2 separate regions of the Homo sapiens genome follow, and region 2 is linked to region 1. Evidence: read pairs that join two places in POLR2A ChIA-PET (ENCODE). Cell type or tissue: A673. All regions are shown on one strand. Links, peaks and the distances in the headings refer to the core of each region. The heading gives the core; the rest is flanking DNA.

The links. Peaks named below come from ENCODE experiments on the same cell type or tissue, not always from the same donor. Only the 100,000 strongest peaks of a DNase experiment are listed, where the experiment ranks them.
Region 2: POLR2A ChIA-PET joins it to region 1 with 5 read pairs; 4 of 35 experiments call an interaction of 5 or more read pairs at or near these places.

Annotation. Positions count from the first base shown.
Region 1 is chr2:196,585,345-196,588,276 of GRCh38, reverse strand. All of the region lies in intron 1 of HECW2 (HECT, C2 and WW domain containing E3 ubiquitin protein ligase 2), which reads left to right. Among named protein-coding and RNA genes, the nearest start is that of HECW2, 6.7 kb to the left of the region's middle. In A673, for the core only: no CTCF peak of the experiment used is centred there; a DNase peak (open chromatin) is centred at 1,426.
Region 2 is chr2:196,515,495-196,518,426 of GRCh38, reverse strand. All of the region lies in intron 1 of HECW2 (HECT, C2 and WW domain containing E3 ubiquitin protein ligase 2), which reads left to right. Among named protein-coding and RNA genes, the nearest start is that of HECW2, 77 kb to the left of the region's middle. In A673, for the core only: no CTCF peak of the experiment used is centred there; no DNase peak of the experiment used is centred there.

The DNA of each region.
Region 1 (2,932 bases), core at 308-2,807:
GCGGGTTAGTATCTGATCTAGGTGCTGGGAATATATCAATGAATAAAACAAAGATCTCTGACCTTGTAGAGTTTTCATTCTGTTGGGGGCAGGCAGGTGGGAGGTGGGAGACAGATAATAAACCAAATAACTAAATTATATATGATGCTAGAAGGAGATGAGTGCTTTGGAAGAAAGAGAAAGTAGGACAGGGTAAGTGTGGTTGAGTAGGCTTCATGGAGAAAGAGACCTTAAGCAAAGAGTTAACGGAAGGTAAGAGAAGTTGCTTAATACAAATACCTGAGGGATAGAGTTGCAGGATGGCCAGTGCAAAGGCCCTGAGAAAAGAATGTGTTTGGATATGTTCAAAGATTTGCAAGATCAGCATGATGGGGTGGAATGACAAGGGGGAAGTCAGAAATGAGACCAGAAGGGTGGTGTGGGTGTTGCAAAGCCTGTAGGGCCTTGAGATAGGCCATTTAATTATGATTTCAGCAGACATCCCCTTATGTTCTTAAAACTTATTATAATATTTAAGATTGTATTTGTGCTGCAAAGACTGCACTGGTGAGTGCGTATAGCTTACATTTTGTTAATGGTCCACTTCATGTTTGTTAATATAATTTTTATATCATTTACTTATTTTTTATTTGTTAAAAGAATATTTTTTGTTTTTGCTGTTCTTAAATTGTATTCCCATTTCACAAAACTAGATAAGTGGTTCAAAAGTAGTTCATTGAAGTGTAAAAATAGTGATGAAAATAGTACTGTAAATGCTACATTTCAGAATACCATAAACATACTTAGAGAACTGAATCCCACTGCATATAAAATGGGAATATGTATGTATAGAGACAAGGGAATCTCTGAGAGTGACAATTTCAGAACAGTAGCTGAAATTGAAAAGTGCAAATGGAAATATGACAATGACTATCTCAAAACTATTTTTTATTGGACTTGCTATCCCCATTAGGACCAAATGAATCCGTAATCGTTGCCTGTTATGAAACTTTGTCCAATAGTGGCATGAAGCCATGGATGTTTTTGTGTCATTTTCGAACAAAGCACAGTGGCTTCTCTGTTATACTATTGAAGTTTTCTAGGACAGGCACACAATAATGCTTTCCTTTATAAAATTAATGTATTATATGGCTAAAGGTAGGTAAGAGATTATAATTCTATTAGCATCATTAAAGGATCCTTGTAGCAAAATAAGTATGAGTCATATTATTGAAGAGACACTTGGAAAATCAGCTGGAAAGTTAAAGACAAACATTATCCTTAGAGAGAAACCAGAAGTTATTGACAAAACTCCTTTGTCAAATAACATGGTTGGCTGTGGCATAATATCAGTGGAGTGGAGTGTGGAAGAGCGATTACTATCAAGTGCACGCTAGCAGATATTTCACTTTATGGTTGGATGAAACCACCGATGTCATGCAGAGAATGAATCAGCTTTTGGCATTTGTTCAGAAATGAGTGCTCGGTGATGCTTTTGTTCATTTGTCACTGAAAACTTGTGCTATAGGAAGAGTTTTTTTTTGTTTTTTTTTTTTTGGTTAACCATTATTCATGAGAGTGGAAAAGTTGCTCGGGACAGAACTGACAGGGTACTGGGCTCAGGTACAGATAAGGTGATGGCTTCATGAAGAAAAGGAGTTGTACTTAGAAAGAAGCCAATCCACATGCTACCCACTTCATGGAGAAGACGTAATACCCTCTGATCTTGAGGAAATACAAAAAGAAACAGTGGAAACTATGGATTCAACCAAACTGTGGCCCCTGTGTCTGTGAGTTTGCTGTGCAAAGTGATGGGCAGTGAGTGTAAGACTGCTTCCCCAAGCTGACATATGCTAGCTGCATAGTGGAAAGGTGCTCGTGTAATATTTTATCTGTGGAGTAAGATATCTTTGGAGCAAGAAAAACATTTCCTTATGACAGTGATTAGAAATGATTTGTGTTATATCAAGTGGTATACCTAAGTCATATGCTTAGCCCGTGGTGAACTGTGGCAAGGACAGAGAGGGAAGGGAGAATTATTAACAAATAAAACAATATGCCACAATCTTAGACTATGAAATTTTTTATTAGGGAGTTGGAAGTTCACATTGACTGTAAATTAAGGAAGTGATATTTTCAGTAATAGACAGCCATTTATATCATAAGCATAGTATCTCTCAGTGACCTGCTAGAAGAATAAGAGCTCAAAGTAATAGAACTTAGACCCAGTAAGTTTTGATGGGGAGTAGACACGAGTGTATATTTGGTATTTGAGAGCATGTAGAGAACCATGGCAGGAGGGACCCAGACTTTTAGGATTTTGCATGAAGATATTGGGTGGCAGGGAGTACAGGCTGAAGGAGGTAGAGAAAACTGTCAGATTTCTCTGACAGTTGGATATGATCTTTCTTAAGTTTTTGCCTTAGGCTTCACTTCATTTTATCCAAATGGACTTCATACTCTAAGGTTTTCAGGACATAATCTTTATTGCCATTGGCATAATCTAGAAAAAATGAATGATTTCTTCTGGTCTTATAGTGGTATTGGATACCCTCCGTATAGGCCCCCACCCCTTCCTCCCTCCATTTTTTCCTCTCTTCTCTTTCTCCTTCTCCTCCTTTGTTCTCTCCTTCTTTAAGCCATTGAGTTGGCATCTCTAAGCTACACGAGCTAGAAGAGCTCATCTTCTGTATCACTGTTATCTAGGCAGATATATGTGCTATTCAGGGAACAAGGGAAAGGAGCCCCTAGGGAAGGGAAGTTCTGTACCTTGCTCAACTAACTCATCCTAATGTCCGATATCCAGCTATAGCATGCATTTAAATGTAAACCCCATTCTTTAATAAAGACTCATTTCCTTTTTCCCCTCTTTGGACTTTTAATAAAGATGGAATCATTGTCTTTTGTTTAATAAGTCATCCATTGTGATGGCCCTTATTTAATACTAGGACAA
Region 2 (2,932 bases), core at 234-2,733, 70 kb after region 1:
ACCTCGGCCTCCCAAAGTGCTGGGATTACAGTCGTGAGCCACCGCGCCTGGCCTAAAGGGATTCTTTAAGGTGATGCACAGAAGCCTTTTGTAAAGTGAGCCATCATTACTTAGCTCTTATCTTATAATTTGGTTTTAGGCATCCCATTTCTCATAACATCAGACTCAGATGTCTTTGTGTGATTTTGCATTGTTTTTCTATTATATTTTATTTTTTAATCACATTTTTGGATTACAAGAGACCTGTAACATCATCACAAAGCTTGAAAAACAGAAGAAAGGAGGAAAAATCCCTACAATTCCATTGCTGTGTTAGTGTAGGGGATTTCTGTCTTTTTTCATTTAATCCCAGGTGTGTTAAAAGCTTTCTTTCTCCCCTTCGTATTTATATTGCTAAAATTTGATTAACACAAACATTAAAGGACATTTGAATTGTAAAGTGCATGGTCTCTAAGGGGTGCAGTGTGAAGGGATTATCCCATGAGGTTTTACCTGGGTGATGCTTTGAGGTGGAATTAGGGGAAGTTATGAACCCCAAGCCTTTTTAGCAGTAGCTGCCCTCCCAGTCACTGGTGAGCTGCTGTATCCTGAAACTCTGGGGAGGTTGAGTTGGGGTGGTTCAAAGTAAGCATGATTTAGCGGAACAATTTTCCTAAGTTTTTACCTTATATGAGTGCCACCTGTACTATTGATTATCTGATATTTTTGTTCTATTTACTCACTTTTTATTTAAGAAAACTTATTTTAAAAGGTAACTGTAGTATTATTATATGATTAAGACCAAGTAACTGTAACAATCTTTACAGTGAAAACAAAACAATGTCACTGACTTCTAATTGGATACTGATACTTGCCAAAGGCTCTAAGCTAAATGTCTGTTCTTTGTTAAAATGGGAGATTACCAAGTATTGAAGATTTATTAAAGCCATCTTATCATTAAATACAGACTTTATTTCAGTAGAAATATTGTAATAAAATTTTTATATAGTGTTGTAATTTCTTTTTCCTTTTTAAAATTTTATTTTTAGGAACCTGTGACCATGGCATTATTGTATGGTAATTTAGTTTGAAAGTGATTTAGTATAAAGGGTATGATTCTTCTCTAATTTTCTCCTTAGAATGTGGTTAGTTATTATTCCAAGAACCCTCATAAGGAATTAACATCTTTAGTATTGAATATTTAGAACTTCAAATACTGGCTTAGAGATCTACCTTAGAGGATTTAATGAGCCTGAGGGATATTAGGAATAATTTTTTATGCATGAGATGAGTGCCTCCTTGTATGAATGAGCGGTGGGAAGCCCAAGAGTCACTGTAGTTTCACCAGGACACTGGCTTGTCCCGCCATCAGGACACCTTGGTGTCTCTCTGGGAGGAAGTCTGTCAAGTTAGATAATGGCAGGAAGAAATTGGGACTTTCTAGACCTATAAAACAGATTTGGTGCCTGCTGGATAATGTATGTACCTTTGGTTGAATGTAATCCGTGACTTGATATCTTTGTAACAGCTTGCGAGGAATGGGATATTTTGCCTGGTAGCAAGCTTGTGAGGAATGGGATATATAGCCTGTACCTAGCTTAACTGATGCTTACTCAAAGACCCAGACCTCTTCTGAACAGCTCATCTCGCAATGACTTTCCTACTGTCTGATTCAATGTAATTTAATGCCTAGTCTGTTACCAAGCAACACATCCTGAATTTGGGAAAATATGGCCCTAGGGAAAACTATGATTGCATAACTGGCTGGTTTCTAGCAGTTTGGGGTAGATCAATATTTTTCAGTAAGGGACTAATGTTTCTTTTATTAAATTTTAATTCCCGATACCTTGTGGACTGATACTGTGAATTACTAGAAAAACAAAATAAGAGCCAGACATACAAAATATAAACCCAGACTTTTTATTATTTGATTCAACAGACACAATTAAATTTCATTATATAATACGAATAAACATAGCTTAAGGAAAAAATTACAAAAATTATAATTACAAAAACAGTACACATGTTCCTTGAAAAAGTGTGTGTGTAGGCAGTTAATATAAAGAATTAGTATTACATTTGTAACTTGGTAGACTGCAATTATAGCTAAACAAATGGCTTTAAGAGAAATAGTGATTCCCTGTTTGTTTATATGCTTTGAACATAGACTGTCTGTATTAGTATTTAAAGTTTTTCATGCTACAAATGAGCTTGCTTCCTAAACCATGTTGGAGTGATGATAATGCTACTCACAAGGCATAATCCAACCTAAAAATATTTCAGGTTTTTGTTTTGTTTTGTTTTGTTTATTGAGACAGAGTTTTGCTCTGTCACCCAGGCTGGAGTGCAGTGGTGCGATCTCAGCTCACTGCAAACTCTACCTCCCAGGTTCAAGCGATGCTCATGCCTTAGCCACCCGAGTAGCTGGGATTACAGACATGAGCCACCATGTCCAACTATTTTTTTTTTTTTGTACTTTTTTTTTTAGTAGAGAGGTGGTTTCGCCCTGTTGGCTAGCCTGGTTTCAAACTCCTGACCTCAAGTGATCCGCCTACCTCCACCTCCCAAAGTGTTGGGATTACAGGCATGAGCCACCACACCTGGCCTAGGTTTTGTTTTAATAACACTCATAGTAGCAAAACCAGTTTTGTGGAAGGGATCTTAACAGGAGTGGAAGAAGAGATTTTTAAAGTAATGTCAGCAACCACAGGATATTAACTTTCCACTTTTATCCAAAGTAAAGGTATTATTTTCAGAATTAATCTTTCATTCATTCTCAGTAAACAATTTCAACAATATTGTAGTAAAGAATTTGCCTGTTGGAGAAATAAATGATTTCTGGGTTTGATACCCTTTTGGGTTATAGTTGGAAAGGGTTGCATGTTGTTACATGGTCCTGCTGCACATTACTGGCATGCAGCCTGTGCCACATGTGTTCTAACTGGTCAGTGAT